2 separate regions of the Mus musculus genome follow, and region 2 is linked to region 1. Evidence: chromatin loops called from intact Hi-C (ENCODE). Cell type or tissue: gastrocnemius. All regions are shown on one strand.

Region 1 (8,000 bases):
TTTATTTGCCTGGTAAGCAAAACGTACCTTGCTGCTTCTTGAATCCCTCAGATAGCTCCCAACAATGTACTAACCTAACAAAGAACAAAACTGGTGCCTTGAATGGTCTGAATGGTGTCCCTGTTACCAAAGCAAATCAGCATAGAGCAGAATTTAACTCTGCTCTAGCTGAGGAGACCTTCAAAAATAAGGAAGGCAAAAGACTGGCTTATTGTTAGCCCTGAAAAATCAGTGGGAACCAGTGGTCACCAAGCCAAGCCAAGCCAAGCCAAGGGTGTCTCCAAAGTTCCCTCTAAGCAGGTGGGAACGTTTGTCAAATATTACAATATTATAGTTAGCCAATCCCAGAGATGCTATGCTAATTCAATACAAGGGGTGAGGACCCTGATCAACTTCTCTCTCTCCTTAGTTCCAGTGAAGCTGCTTCTGATCTGAGAACCATCCTCTGATTAGCCCTGCTCAGAGGCAGCAAGTTGGAACCAGACAGGAACTAGGAAGTTATGAACAAACCCATGTTCTTACTTACAACTTTTGTCCCCTGAGGCTTCGGAGCCCCTGTGGCTGGTGTCAGGAGCTGTTTGGCCACAGCTTCCCGCTGCGCAGCATCCACTGAGCTCAGGGCTGTGCGACTGCCATCCTCGTTGATGACCATGGAGGCTCCTGGGTGCACATTGGGTCCATTGATGACTGCCTGTCTCAGTTCCTGCACGTTCCAGGGGGTAACTGGCTGAGGGTAAGTCAGTTTTGTGGCAAATACCTAGAAAGAAGGATGGCATGTTAAAATTCAGAATGGGCAGACAAAGGTTACAGGAATACAAAAGCTAACAAAATGAGCTGCCTGGTTTCTTCCCAAACTGTGGAGAGCTGTCTTGCTTAGCCAAGGCCTTTCTACAGGCAGAGCAACATGTCTCCTTTGCTGAACTATTTTGCTAGGCTTGCTCTCTTAAGGGAACAGACAGGGCAACTTACAGATTAGTTCTCTTAAATGTACACCCACCAAAACGTCACCCTTTCCTGTCCGCCAATAAAGTCTGTGTTGCCAAAGGGGTAGTACGGGGCACTTGCTTGAAAGCGACCACACCCCTCCCCATCCCAGCAGGTGTCACTAACTGCTTAGTGACCTCCACTGAGCCCAGGCATGGCATCAGAGAGTGGCGCTGAAGAGGAAATGGATTTGCAATTCTGACCCCTGAGAACGTGAAGTGTTCTTCTGTCAACACTAGGCCTGAAACTTGCTCTAAAGCAAGTGAGTTCTCTCCAGCGAAGTAAGTTTCCGAGTCACAGATGTTCACTTACTTGCTCCTTCAACACACACACAGACTCCAGAGCCCAGGATGTGAAAGCTCCAGGTCTGTATGTGGGAGCAGTGTAGAGCCCCGCCTCCTTCACTTCGAGCTAATGGGCTTGTTTACTGTTTGCCCATCACTCGGCCCACAGCTTTAGGAGGCAGTGCTCCGGTGTGTGGAACCCTGCCAGGTTAGCTTAGTCTCATTTTCTCTCACCTTCTTGTTCCCATAACCCCTCTGGTGCACTGTGGGGGAGGGGAGCAGGGTTAGCACTGTTCTTCCTGGTCACCCTGTATTAACCTCAGGCCTACATGGCTCTGAGATTTTGGGTTAAGGTGGGGGTCAATAAGGTGGAGAGCATTAGAGTCTCTCCTCAGGATACAAGCTATTAGCAAATAAACCCAGATCTTAAAAAGAAAAGATCAGAATGCTATGGAGGTACAAGGCAAAGCTGGGGACACTCCAGGCACTGAGGTCAGAGCCTGGATGGCTTCTACCTTCTGCCTACCAGGCCTTTCCTCCCAGAGATTCAAACTTAAGGATATTATGACTGGCTTTCCTTGGTATATATTTCAGCTTTTGGATGCGAAGACCTCTGGTTCCCGGGAGGCAATGAACCCAGGAACTGTGCTCTCTGCCTGTTCTTGACACATCAGGCCCAGGAAGCCAAACTGTGCCCAAGACTCAGAACACTTTAGCTCTGCTTATTACCAGCTGCCCCAAGAGAGGCAGGGTGGCGTGTAAGGAAATGAAACTCTGCACAGAGGGAATTAAACCGTCCTCGAATTATTGACCTCGAGGCCCATTAAGGAGGAAGTCGGCTAGAGAGTGCTGCTAATGAGCACCAAGGCTTTAACTGGCGGGGAAGTGAGAAAAGGAAGCTGGCTCGCCAAGGAGCGCTAATGGGTGACCAGGCAAGCCACTCACCCCTGGAACTGGGAGAGACAGATGATACACACTCGCTGTCCTTCTGAGGGCTCTCTCCCATCTCCACTGCCAGACACTCAAGTCGGACTGACATCCCTGCCCTCCTCTTCTCCCGTCATGGACTCAGTTGGACAAGAAAGGTTTAAAGACTAGGTTAAGGTGCTCTGGGGCAAAAGTCTTCTAGGATGGCAAAACCATTTTGTACCTCAAGTTCCTTCCACATGTGAAGCAGTGGAAGCTGTCCCCATTGGAGCCATGTTGATCTACCATCAACTCTGTCCCCAGCCCTTGATGGCACACCTATCTCCCAGCCACCAGTAGCAAAATGAGGCCTGCCCACAAACACGTACCATGGGGATTCCGATCTCATTGGTGTTGATGTACATGTCTGGGCAGATGACCGAGCGGGCTGCGTAGTCAACTCGCTTTCCCATCATGTGCTTCCGGAACAGGCCTTCCTTCTTCTCTAGGATCTACACAGAGCAAAAAAGTGCCAGAATATTAAATAGTTCAGTCATGTCTACTGTCTTCTTGCTTCTGAAACAGTGAGTATAATGTGCACTTATTTCTACACATGCAGACGCGAGCCGGGGATGCAGACCAGTTGTTAGCTGCTGACCCTCACCAACATGTGATCGGAATCCAATTCACTGCTCACCTGTCTTATGCCAGGGTACTTTTCCAACATCAATTTGTCCATCTCACTGTCAAACACAATATTGACGTGGCTCTGAAGGCGAATCCAAATGTTGTAAAGTTTATCTGTGAGAGACGGGCCTGGAAGCAAACCCAGGAAGGATCGGTCGATAGCCACTGAGGAGTCATTTTCCTGGGAAGATAAAGGCAGGAAAATAGGAGTGATTGAAAAAACACTTGGTTACTCAACCTAGCCCTTAATGAGAAACAAAAAGGGGAGCAGGAAGGGGGCTGGAGAGATGGTTCAGAGGTTAACAGCACTGACTGCTCTTCCAGAGGTCCTGAGTTCAAATCCCAGCAATCACATGGTGACTCATCTGTAATGGGATCCAATGCCCTCTTATGGTGTGACTGGAGACAGCTACACCATATTCATATAAATTAAATCTTTATATTAAAAAAAGAAAAGAAGCCCTGGAAGCTGACAGATGGTACTGTACTTGTTAGTGTGTATCAGTAGTACACATCAGCTCCAGCCCCTCTATGAATGTATCAGCTTGTCTCTTTTAGTTATAAAATGAACTCAAAATTCATCAGCACAGCAGCATTGCATATATCTATAATTATCAGCCACTTGAGAAGTAGAGGTAGGAGAGCAAAATCTGGTCTCAAAATCAAAACTACACTAAGATTTAAAAAATAACGTAAGCAGGTTCTATCTTAAGCTTCTTAATGTCTAGTCCACCCAAACCAAGGGGGTCTTAGCAGCCCTTCCCGTGGGCACTCTGTTGCTGAGGGTCCCACCAGACAACAGTTTCATATGGAACTGCTACTTCAGTTACAGGGTTAGGAAAACATTAGTGAATTCATAAAAGTGCGGTGGAGGGCTTGCCTAGCTTGCTGGAAGCCCTGGCTCCATCTCCAGCAGCACAGAAACTGGCAGCGATGGGGCACACAGTAAGCCCAGCACTTGGAAGGTGGCAGCAGGGCATCAGAAGTTTAAGGGCAGCCCTGGCTATATGGTAACTTAAAGGCCAGCATGGGCTACATACATGAGACCCTGTCTCCAAATAATAATAATAATAATAATAATAATAATAATAATAACAATAACAATAATAATAATAACAGCCACCACCACCAAATAACATTACTATTATTTTAATGCAGGTAGAATAATTTCTTAAGAAAAATGTTTGCCATATAATACTGTATGTCACCAGTTATAATGTGAGTCCCCAAGTGGGTTAGACTAAGCTAACTGGCTCATCCTCAAGCTTAAATATTTATCTAATCATGTAAAAATATTTCTATCCCTAATCCTGACTCTTCTTCTTACCTACCCAGGGAAGAGAAACACAGAGGTCCTTAGAGCACCACCTACTGGCCCCATCTGGCTACAAACAGTGTGTGAAGGCAGATGACAATGCCACAGTGATAATCTGGGTTTGTCCCCATTACCAGGGAATAAAGGAGTCATCTTGGAGGGTACATATAGTTCTGCAGACAACATTACAGTCCTTTCACCACCTGCATGATGGCAGAGGCCTGTCTAGTCAAACTCACTGCTTATAGTCACATGATTGCTGTTGAAATGAACAAGACCTTGTCCCCTGGCTTCTGGTATGTCCCTAGTCCCTAGGGGACAGCTCCTGAGAGATCAGTGCCATGGGAATACAATGATGAACACAAATAGGAAAAAAACAAGAATATGTCTAATTAATTAAAGGGAAATTAGCCGAGGGATCAAGACAGTATTGTTTGTTTTTTTTTTTTCCCCCTAGAGATAGAGCCCTGTTACTATTGACAAAAGCTAGTCTCTACTCTTAAGGGTCACTAAAATAAAATTCTCATTCCTACTCATTGGATTTGATTATCCTATGGTCTTCAGTCTTCCACACTGGACCAGGACCTGCAGATGGCAACTCTTTCTTATGCTGTTAAAAGCACATCCACACTGACTCATCAGTAAAGTTCAGTAGAACCAGACAAAGGGTCAAGAAGTCATCCAAAGCTATGTGCCCAGGAGACAATGGTGTCACCCTGGGACAACCCTGGCTTATAGCAGCACTGTCTGAGCAAATGACATGGAATATGAGAGGTCTGTCTCTCCAAAGCTAGAAAAAGCCATTCTATTTACATCCTGACCACAGTTCAGGGATGGAGTGACCTTGGCAAGTCACTTTGAATACCCAATTTAGCTTTAATTTACAGAGTTTGATGTAAGACCTGGAAAGGGCTAGGTAACTGTCAGTGGGGATGGTCTTATTCTAGAAAATCCCATTCTACATCGTCTTCCTGGCTCCATTGCTAAAGACCTTTCTGAGCCAACACACACATCCTTAGAGCCGGAGGGAAGATGACTACTGAGACCTCCAAGAACAGCCTGGGTGTGAAACCTCACCATAAATGTCATACACTGTATAGTGAAGATGCGTCCAAGAAATCAAAGTGACTAAAACCACTGGCATGATCTTTGGATATTGAACCCAAACAATACCTACATTTATCTATAATCAGGCCTGCACTTGTCCTAACAAGTCACACTGCCAACCAGGGGTGCTGCCCACTGCAGGTAGCATCTTGCAGCAGCCACAACATCTGTGTCCACACAGTTAGAACCAAGTGTGTAGTTCTTACCAAACCTGTCCTTAACCAAGACATTGTATCAACACCGAGGCAGCTCTGACCTTGTCTATGGTGAGTTCTGTCATCTCACAGGGCAGTTTCTGTTCTTGGGCCATCAACGCCAGAAGTTTCCGGATCAAAACTGCATCCTTCATGACAGCTTGCAAGTTTACTGTCTGGCCATTAGTGAACATCTGGTCACCCAGGCGATTGACGGGACGGTACCTACAGGGTGGCATACAGGCTTCATGAATGTTTTTCAGCCTCCTAACTATTTACTGAAAGAAGCACAGCTCAGTCCACTAGAAACAACCACCTATGTCTAGGACAACCAAATGACAGAGAATGCTCAGGCCACTACCTGCAACCTTGGTTTGACAGCTGTTTGATTTCTCAGTGGCCCAACCCTTCCAGGCCCTCCTACGTGACCCTGCTCAATTCCTCAGCCCACCCTTTTCATGCAGAGTAAGTTAAAAGGAGTTACCTGGATGGCGGTACGACTATGAAGTCTAGAAAGAACATACTGGGGTTGAAACTGGACTCTGGGCCAATATCATCCAATCCCGAAAAAAGATAATTCAGAAAGAATCCTGTGTTGAAATAAAGTAACCAACAAGACCATTTAAGCCATTTATGCATAAAAACATAAAAATGTTACTAAGAAAAAAAAAACAAATCAAAACAGGATATGGGATGCTATGCAGAATAAGAAAATACTTCTTATAAAAACAAACAAAGTCAGCCTGGGCATAGGACAGCTTGTATGCAGTAAGATAAGATGAAGATGCTGAGGGCCAACGGTACTTCAGTAAGGAAATGAGCTATGAAGAAACAGGAAGCTTAAGTCACCCTCCCTCCTAGGTGTGGAATCTTACATACATAACAAAATGTTTGCAAGCAGGGGCGTGGTGGCACAGCCTGTAATCCCAGCAGAGGCAGAGGCAGGCGGATTTCTGAGTTCAAGGCCAGACTGGTCTATAAACTGAGTTCCAGGACAGCCAGGGCTACACAGAGAAACCCTGTCTCGAAAAACAAAAAACAAACAAAAAAAATGTTTGCTATTTTGGACTCTGAACAAAATTAATCAAAATAAAAAAAAAAAATCAAGTCAAATAAAGTTTAGTCTCTTAAAAACAAAAGATAATGGAACATCCTTTCTCTATAGGTATGTGAAGAGGGCTCTTCTGCAAACTGGATCAGAGACGTAAGTAAGCTGACCTAAAACTGCTTGGAGAAAATGAACCAAGCCTGAGTAAAGCCTGCCACAGAAAGCACTTAACGAATGCGGTACTTTTCCACTCTTGTAATCCTGGCGATACCATGGTTGTCTATGAGCTTCCTGTGCAGAGACCAATCAGTGCCCAGAGCACTTCCTGTGCAGAGACCAATCAGTGCCCAGAACACTTCCTGTGCAGAGACCAATCAGTGCCCAGAACACTTCCTGTGCAGAGACCAATCAGTGCCCAGAACACTTCCTGTGCAGAGACCAATCAGTGCCCAGAACACTTCCTGTGCAGAGACCAATCAGTGCCCAGAGCACTTCCTTTGCAGAGACCATCGTTAGTGCCCTGACACCATCTTGGAAGATGGCTGAGGACTTCGAGGTCTCTGCACTGGCCATCTTATGTATTCAGAAAGGGGAAGATTTCCCTTTTTGCAGGGAACTGAAACATACAAAAGTTCACTCTGATTCACAGAAGGAATCTGCATAGAATGAATGTTTACAAGATCTTTTTTTTGGGGGGGGGGGTTTCAAGATGGTCTCACTAAGTAGCTTTGGCTTTCTTGGAACTCACTATATAGACCATGCCTTGAACTCAAGAGATCCACCTACCTCTGCCTCCCAAGTGCTGAGACTAAAGGTGTGTGCCACCTGCCCAGCTAAAACATCCCTTTTAGTGGACATCTGAAAAAGATGAGTGACAATAAGCCTTCCAGAATGCAGTAGTGCAGCAGTGACTGGGCTCGGCTGCACCAAGTTCTTGGTAGGGGGTGTGACCTACCTTGCTTCTTAATGGCTCTAAGTCAATGTGCCCTGAAGCTTGCCCCAGACCAGTGGAGAAATTACAGGTGGGAGCTACATTAATTAGAACTTCAGTTAAGGTAGTAAGAGGGTGGACTAATAAAATGATCCAGGAAATCAAATCCACAGACAGACAGACAATTTCTCTAGTACCTTCATTCTTCCAAATGGCGAAAAGGTGTTCTTGGGCGCTGCTTGGGGTCAGGTACCCTCGTTTCCCCATCTGAGCCTTGTCAATTCCTGGAGCTTCCGGCACTCCTTCTGTAGTGAGATAGACCCATATTCCCCCCATTCTTTCAACAACCGTAAACATCATTCTACAGAGAAGCAGCTCCTCAGCCCGGATCTCCACCCACACTCTGATTTCGGGAGTAACGAACACAAGACACTATTATATAAAACCAGAGTGGAAGAATACACCAGGGCATTCCCACTCGCTCATATTACTAACATAACTATTTTCACTTTTAAACTTTCTTTTCTAGTGCTTTGGTTCATGT
Region 2 (8,000 bases), 390 kb before region 1:
TGTGACTTGAGTAGCTTGCCTTTTGGACAGCTTGCTCCAGAGAAGTTAGAAAACAGGAGATCTATTCTTAGAATAGGACTCAATGACTTTTTTTTTTTAAGACTTATTTATCATTATAATAAGTACACTGTTGCTGTCTTCAGACACCAGAAGAGGGCGTCAGATTTCATTACGGGTGGTTGTGAGCCACCATGTGGCTGCTGGGATTTGAACTCAGGACCTTTGGAAGAGTAGTCAGTGCTCTTACTTGCTAAGCCATCTGCCAGCCCCAACGACTTCTTTATTATAGGAATTACTACATTTTATTTATTTTGTTTATTGGTGTGCACTTAGACCTGCATGGGTGTTTGTGAGCCTTGGCACATATGTGGAAAACTGAGGATAACTTAGAGGATTCAGTTTTCTTCCTCCACTGTGTGGATCCCAGGGATCAAACTCAGGTCACCAGGCTTGCATGGTGAACACTTTACCAGTAGATTCATTTCTCTAATTGTTTTTAATTTTTTTTAAAAAAACCTTTATCGAGACAGGGTCCCTACATTGTTTTTTTTTGGATCTCGATATGTAGGCCAGGCTGACTTTGAACTCACAGAGGCATGTAATGGGAGTTTGTTTATTCAAGGCTTCTAGACTAGGAAAACAGCAGTGAGGAAAGTGGATCCAGAGAGTATGCATCACTTTATGTATGTGAGTGCCTTGGTCAGCATGTGTGTGTACACCACGTGTGTTGTGCTCTTGAAAAGCAGAAGATGGGCTGAGAGACCTTGCATAAAGAATAAGAAAGAGAAGCTGAGGTGTTGATCTCACCTCTCCAAGCATTCACATTCATCTGCGTGTCACACACACAGGAACAACACCACACATACAAAGGAACAGAAGGCAGCTGACTCTCTGGACCCATTCTTTCTTCAGTGCTGGTTTTCTAGTCTAGAAGCCTTGAATGAACTCCCATTTCATACCTGCTGCTTACGTGAGCTGTGTTGCTTGTAAGGACTTTACCTCTGACTTCACTGAAAGAATGAAAGCAGTAAGGTCCTGGACAAGTGAGAGGCTGATGGTTTGCCTAGTGTTCAGATTAGGTGGTCACAGTGATGGCATAGCATGGAGTCAATCTTCTGTAGGGCGCCTGAGGGCAAAGGACAGGTGCTGCCTGAATCCTGGAGCTGCAAGGTGGACTCCCAGGTAGGCCTGTGGTCAAGTCCCTGCTGCCTCAGCTCATTGCTCCCAAGGCAGGCAGAGGAGTCACATTCCTTGTGTAACCTGCTTAAATTCACAGCCATCATGTGACAGCCAAGATTTCCATTCAGGTCCAGGTGAGCAGAGAGCCTGCACTTTTGGCTCCTAGACTTGCTTCTAAAGGGAATTTTCCTGAGATAAGTAGTTGCTGTTGAAAAATGTAAATTCAACTCACTGGAACTTTTTTGGCACTGCAAACCCTCGAAGAGGTAGGACCCTAAAGTTAACAAGTCAATAGTTCTGTGGTTCATTTGTTCATTTGTATGGGGCATGTCTCTAACTTCACAGCCATGGTCTGACTTACTTTATTTTTTATCTCCAGAAATGTGGATCTGAGAGAATACTTATCTGAAGAAGTCCAAGCCGTCCACAAGAACACCACCTATGATCTCATCGCCAACATCGTGCATGATGGCAAGCCCTCTGAGGGCTCCTACAGGATCCACGTGCTTCATCATGTGAGTGCTGTGGCCCAGAGCTGCAGAATAGGTGCTGTTCCTGTGCTGACTTTGAGTTTGTTTGCCGGTGTTGGGGCCTTGCTTCAGAGACCTCTATATACTAGAGGCAATGGCTTTAGTTCTGTCTTACTGTTAGATGCTCCCTGAAGCTTTCTGAGGTCCTAAGTGCTGGCCCTGCCCCAGCACGGCCACAGTAGACATTGGTTTTCAACTGGAGTAGAGGCCAGGGATGTAGCCACAGGGTCTACAGTGCTGTTACACCCTTCCTTAAATCCAAGCTATTGATCCTAGTTAATTAGGAAACTGCCTTAGATTATGTGGATGTATAATGAAGTGTTAGGTGCTCTGAGGTTCTCCTGGGGATTCTCATACCCAGCCAGGGTTGAGAACTTGTGTTCTGAGTCAGAGCCCCACCAGCCAGAGTGGTACCATCTTAGGGCTCCTTACAATGGCAGAGTCCCAACCCCGTGGAACACTTCATTATTTAACAAGACCCTTTGATGTGTTTGAAATTTACATTTTGAAGCTTTGTCTTTTTATGGCATCGTTTGACTCTGTAGCCCAGGCTGGCTGAGAACTTGAGGCAGCTCCGCCCTCAGCTTTCTAGGTCCGAGGATCACAGGCATTACTACCATGCCTGGCTGAACTAAAAAAGTTTTTTTAAGAGTGTGCCTAAGCTGAAAACGAAAGCATACACAGGATATTTGTACAAACACAGGATTTAGTGTAGGTTGTTTTAACCTGGTTAATGTCTCTAGGACTAGTGGTTTACTGTCCTTAAAGCATAGCTCTCACACATGAGGAAGCCTAGGCCGTCCTATGCTACTGGCTTCAGTTAAGTCTTCAACTTAACTGAGTTTGTCTGATTTACCATTTTTTTTGACAGAAAAAAAGACATTAGAGATTAGAGGGCTTTCTCTTTTTCCTCTTGAGTGGCCACCTAAATTCATTTCCAGAAGGGTAGAAATGGGTTTGGGGATTTAGCTCAAGTGATGGGGTATCCAGTGTGCACAACACCTTAAGCTTGATTCCAGACACCACATAAACTGGGTGTGGTGACATACACTCTAATGTGCCTGTACTCCAGAGGTAGAAGCAGAGAATCAGAAGTTCAAGGCCGTCCCTCCTTGGCTAAAGAGAAAATCTGATGCTAGACTGGTTATGTGAGGGCACCCTTATATACAAACACAGAGAAAGGACAGAAAGGAAAGCAGAATGTTTGGGACTTCGTTGTACTTCAAAGGCTCCTCCACAGGAATTGAGGTTGCCTGAACTGTTTGTTGAATCAGGTCTAGCCAAGGTTATGAACCATCCTCATGGCTCTTGCTGATGTTTAGTGGCCATTCTGATGTGTCTGTCTCTTGGCTGTGACCATTTTTAACCTCTGATTTTGGAGAGCCATTAACCCAGCTCTTTGTGCTTTGTGCAGGGGACTGGCAAGTGGTATGAATTACAAGACCTCCAGGTGACAGACATTCTGCCCCAGATGATCACACTGTCTGAGGCGTACATTCAGGTGGGTGTGGGCCAACGCAGGAAGTGGAGCTGCTGTAGCCTTGCTTGCAGGGCCCGGTGCTTTGAGTGTAAGGGGATCAGATTGTGTGGCTCCAGAAGCCAGTCAGACTTTCAGAAAGGAAAAGTATGGAAGCCTATCAGTCAGCAAGGAAGCAAAGAAGTGTGTGTGTGACTTGTGAGTTAGCAGAGATCTGTGGCTCTAGTTCTAGGAGATCCAAAGCTGTCTTCTGACCTGTGTGCATTACCAGGCATGCCCATGGTGGGCACATACATACATGCAGGTGAACACGCATACACATTGAATAATAAATAAATCTGAAAAAGGATGGAAGAAAAGTCACGGGTGAGTGGGAAATGAAAATGGAACGAAAGGCGCTGTTGTGGATGGTGCGGATTGTTTTTGAGACTGGCGTGTGTATCGGTGTCGTGCTGTCTGTTTGCTGCACAGAATAGTTACTTGAGGGCTAACTCACTGAAGAGATCACTTTCTATTTCTGACAGATTTGGAAGAGGCGGGACAATGATGAAACCAACCAGCAGGGGGCTTGAACGCCTTGTTGGGTTTTTATTCCCAAGGGCTGTGGCTGAAGATGGTAAATAAAAATACTGAAGCTGTCGCTGAACACAGACTGACTGAAAGATTCCTGCCCCAGTCCAGTTTTTATGGATTCTGGCTGCATCACCATGAAGGAGCCTGTCTGCCCTGATGTTCTGCGCTGTCTCCGGCAGCACGTTGTGGTCGACACTCTTCCCTTTCAGCATCAGCAGGCAGAACTCTTACAGATGGATGCCTTATTTGAATTGCTGCAAGTATCAAAGAACAGACAGTTCGGTAGAAACGTCAGGTCTGGAGACCCTAGGAGTAAACGTGAAGTCAGCAGCAGCCTTCTGTCATAGGTAGTGGCTTTCCTGTAGCTCCCTTCATCTCCTGTGGGACGTGTGCGATGGATTAAATATCCTCCTGTTTTTAAACCAGGCTGTTGTTTCATATACCCCATTGAGGCTTGTTAAGGGTTTTGTTTTCCTTCTTAACTTTATATTATATACTCCTGTCTGTAGTCTGTCAGCTTGTGGGTGGGCACTATCCTTGTCTCTTCCTGTCAGCTTGTGGGTGGTATGTCGTTAGGGGTGTATTTGTCTCTAAGTCACAAAATATCTGGCTAAAATGATAGGTTTTCGTGCCTACCTAGAAGGCTGACAGTGGGTGATTTGGGACTGAGGTTCCCCCCCCCCCCCCCCCGCACCCCCAGGCAGAGAAGTGGAATCATTGTAGCTTGAGCAGGTCTCTGCCAGGCTGATGGGAAGCCCGAGGCAGGGGCTGACTGGCAGAAATGGCTTCTGTCAAGCTCAGTCACTGAAGGGTTGGAGGCCTTGGGCCTGAGATGTGGGCAAGCTGGCACACCAGTGGGCAGCAGGCAGCTCATTACAGCAGCTCTCTTGGAATTGGTTTGTTTCTTTGTTTCTTTCTTTCTTTTTTTTTTTTTTTTTCTTTTCTCTTTTTTAAATTTTAGAGACAGGGTATTGCTATGTCCCTATCTGGCCTCTAGCTTCGCATCCTCCTGTCTCTAACTGTGTAAGAGTGCTGGGATTACAGGCCACCATTCCCCCTTTGGTTGGGTTCATCTGGCCAGGGACTGCTCAGCAGGTAAAGAAGGCACATGCCACAAAACCTGATGACTGGAGTTCAGTCTCTGGTTCCACATGGTAGAAAGAGAGGGCGGACTTGTGCAGATTCTCTGAGCACCGCATGTGCACTGTGGCACACTCAGGTCCCCCCTCCCACACTAAATAAAAGTAATTGAGAACATTTTAAAACATGTGATTAGCAGTGATGGCAAAGGCCTGCAAGTATGGACTTGGGAAGGTTGGGGCTGGTAGTGCAGCTCAGTGGACAGCACTTGCCTGTCAGTACCAGACCATGTGCTCTGTCCTAAGCACTGGGAAAAAGGATTAAAAGTAAAAGCTGGGAGCTGATGAGATAGCTCAGCTGGTAAAGTGCCCATCTTACAGAATCCAGTCCCCCAAACTCACGAACAAACGAAAGAGAAAAGCCAGCATGGAATGCCTGCTTGTAATAAAGCGACAGGAAAACAGGCAGCTCCCCAGGGCTTGCTGGGCTAGTGAGGGCCGCTGTCTCAAAGGCAATGTGAACAGTGCATGAGGAGTGAGGGCTGAGGGTCTCCTCTGGCTTCCACATGCACAAATACCCATAACCATGCTCACTACCCACACAAGTGCACACAGACATGCACATACACATAGTAAACACATTGGAGTACACACACAAAGCTGGATGTCATGGCACATGTGTGTAATCTTGGCATTTGGGAGGCAGAGGCAAGGGGACCATGAGTACACCCAGTTTCAAAAACCAAAAATGCTGTGTTACTGGGCTGTTTGGGGCCTTTGGTGCTGGGGACTTGAACCCAGGGACTTGTGTTAGGCAAGTGCTCTGCATTTATACATACCTGGTCCTGGAAAAGTAGAAAGGAGCAATACAGATTACAGAGCAACTTGGGTAAGATCCGTGTTCATCCTCCTACCCAGTCAATGTGCCGTGTGTTTTTACATAGATGTACATAAATGGCTTTTTTTTTTTTTTTTTTTTTTAAAGATTTATTTATTATTATATGTAAGTACATTGTAGCTGTCTTCAGACACACCAGAAGAGGGAGGCAGATCTTGTTACGGATGGTTGTGAGCCACCATGTGGTTGCTGGGATTTGAACTCTGGACCTTCAGAAGAGCAGTCGGGTGCTCTTACCCACTGAGCCATCTCACCAGCCCCATAAATGGCTTTGAATAGTATATAATAAAATAATAAATATAATGAGACTTTGTGTTCAGGCTGGAGAGATGGCTCAGTGGTTTAAAGCAGCTTAATGGCTAAGCAGTTAATAGCTGTTTTTCCAGAGGACCTAGGTTCAAATCCTATCACCTACTTGGTAGCTCACAACCATCTATAACTCCAGGCTAAAGGCTCTGATGACCTTTTCTGGCCTTTGTAGGCAACAGACACGTGGTGCACAGACATACAGAAAAAAAGTCCATACAAATAATTAAAATGGTTTTTAAAATGGCTTGTGATGGCAGTTTAAAATTTAGTCATTCATCATGGGACATAGATAAAATTGCATTTCTCAGTGAGTGAGTTTTGGCTCCAAATAATACTGTTTTCATCTGAAAGTAACTCACGGTCTTTCTCCATAGCCCTGGCTGGCCTGAAACTCACTCTGTAGACTAGGCAGGCCTTGAACTCCTGGAGATCTGCCTGTCTTTGGCTCATTTACCCTCTTTCCTTCACTTACCTGAGTGTTGTAATGAAATCAAGGACTTTTGAGACAATAATCTGTACACTTACAAAATATCTATTGTAAAGTTCAAGTCTACAGACCAGGGATTTACATCTCAGCCACTGCTGTCTCAGAGCAGGCTGAGCAGAAAGCTTGCCCTGGTGCTTAGGTGCTGTGGGTGGAGCCAGACAGAGCCTGCAGGGGCAGAGAAAGCACTGAGCTCACTGTCTGAACATGCAAGGAGTTCCGGTGCCCTCTTCAGACTGAGGAGAGTGTGTGGAGTGGGTCTGTGTCTGTTTGTAGTTCCTAGATTTTCTATAACAAATGAAGTTTTTTATAATTAGAAATATGATAGAAGTGTTTTAGCTATACATATAAAGGGACATGTTTAGCATTTAGATCTTTAATACTAAAGATGGATTTATTTGCCTTTGTGTGCTGGGAGTGGTGGCACACGCCTTTAATCCCAGCACTTGAGAGGCAGAGGCAGGTGGATTTCTGAGTTCAAGGCCAGCCTGGTCTACAGAGTGAGTTCCAGGACAGCCAGAGCTACAGAGAAACCCTGTCTCGGAAAAAAACAAACAAAAACGAAAACCATGCGGATGTTTGGAGTCAGACTCAGGTCCTCAGCAAGGTAAAAGTGCTCCAAGCTGCTGAGCCATCTCTCCAGCCCCTCGTTTGCTTATTTTATATTTTGGTACCTTGAGCTTAAGAAGTAAGCTTGTAGGGAAAGAGTAGGCAGCAGGAGGGAGACCATGCTGGAAGCCGAGATTAGGGAGTAGATGTGGATTTGTGCTCTGTAAGGCAGAGAGAGGTGGCCCAGGCCTGCTGACATCAGGCTGCATGAGACTGTGACTCCTGCCACCCCTTAAAAGATAGTGTGTTCTTACTCTGCACAAGGGAACAGGACTTTATTAGCTGTGACTCAGGCATTGTGTAACATGGGAACTGGTCCTCAGAATGCACAGTCCTAGATGATCTTAGATCATCATGGCAGGCATGGATTCAGCCTCAGGATTGTAAGCTTACATGCAGACAAGAGAATCTGTCCCCTCTCTGTGCTCACTTGTTTTCAGTGCTGGGATAAAACCCAGGGTCCAGAGCATGTTAGACTAGCACTCTATCACTGAGCTGTCTATCCCCTCAGCTCTAGAAACTGTTTATCTTAGCAGCAGAACATCTTCAATACGGAACCATAATGACCAGAGTGTGTGGTGCTCAGCCTCACCCAGGTCAGGGATTTCCTGACTTAAGAGAAATTGATTGTTATCATTAATTGTAAGCATATACCAGGAGGGGGTCACATGTGCCATGGTGTAAGTGTGGGAGGTCAGAGGATTACGTGGGAGTCAACTCTCCCACAACCCTAGGTTCCAGGGATCAAATTCAGAGTATCCGGCTTGTGCAGTTCTTTACCTGCTGAGCCATGTCACTGGCCTGGTTTCCTGATTTTTATATTAAATGTGTGTGTGTGTGTGTGTGTGTGTGTGTGTGTGTG

Evidence for each region. A loop is a pair of places that touch in the nucleus more often than their neighbours do. Peaks named below come from ENCODE experiments on the same cell type or tissue, not always from the same donor. Only the 100,000 strongest peaks of a DNase experiment are listed, where the experiment ranks them.
Region 2: it touches region 1 in a loop (2.4-fold over the local background); 2 of 42 quality-filtered maps call a loop at or near these places.

Annotation. Positions count from the first base shown.
Region 1 is chr6:71,924,351-71,932,350 of GRCm38, reverse strand. Polr1a (polymerase (RNA) I polypeptide A) reads right to left here. Exons shown (of 34, transcript NM_009088.3): 7 at 7,654-7,761; 8 at 5,962-6,067; 9 at 5,540-5,702; 10 at 2,872-3,042; 11 at 2,564-2,686; 12 at 527-757. Among named protein-coding and RNA genes, the nearest start is that of Polr1a, 19 kb to the right of the region's middle. In gastrocnemius, a CTCF peak has its summit at 4,230 (motif pointing left); a DNase peak (open chromatin) is centred at 4,232.
Region 2 is chr6:72,314,950-72,322,949 of GRCm38, reverse strand. It overlaps Usp39 (ubiquitin specific peptidase 39), which reads left to right. Exons shown (of 13, transcript NM_138592.4): 11 at 1,559-1,694; 12 at 3,124-3,210; 13 at 3,711-4,274. The coding sequence ends at 3,758. Among named protein-coding and RNA genes, the nearest start is that of Sftpb, 14 kb to the right of the region's middle. In gastrocnemius, a CTCF peak has its summit at 3,749 (motif pointing right); a DNase peak (open chromatin) is centred at 3,757; H3K27ac peaks cover 1,938 bases.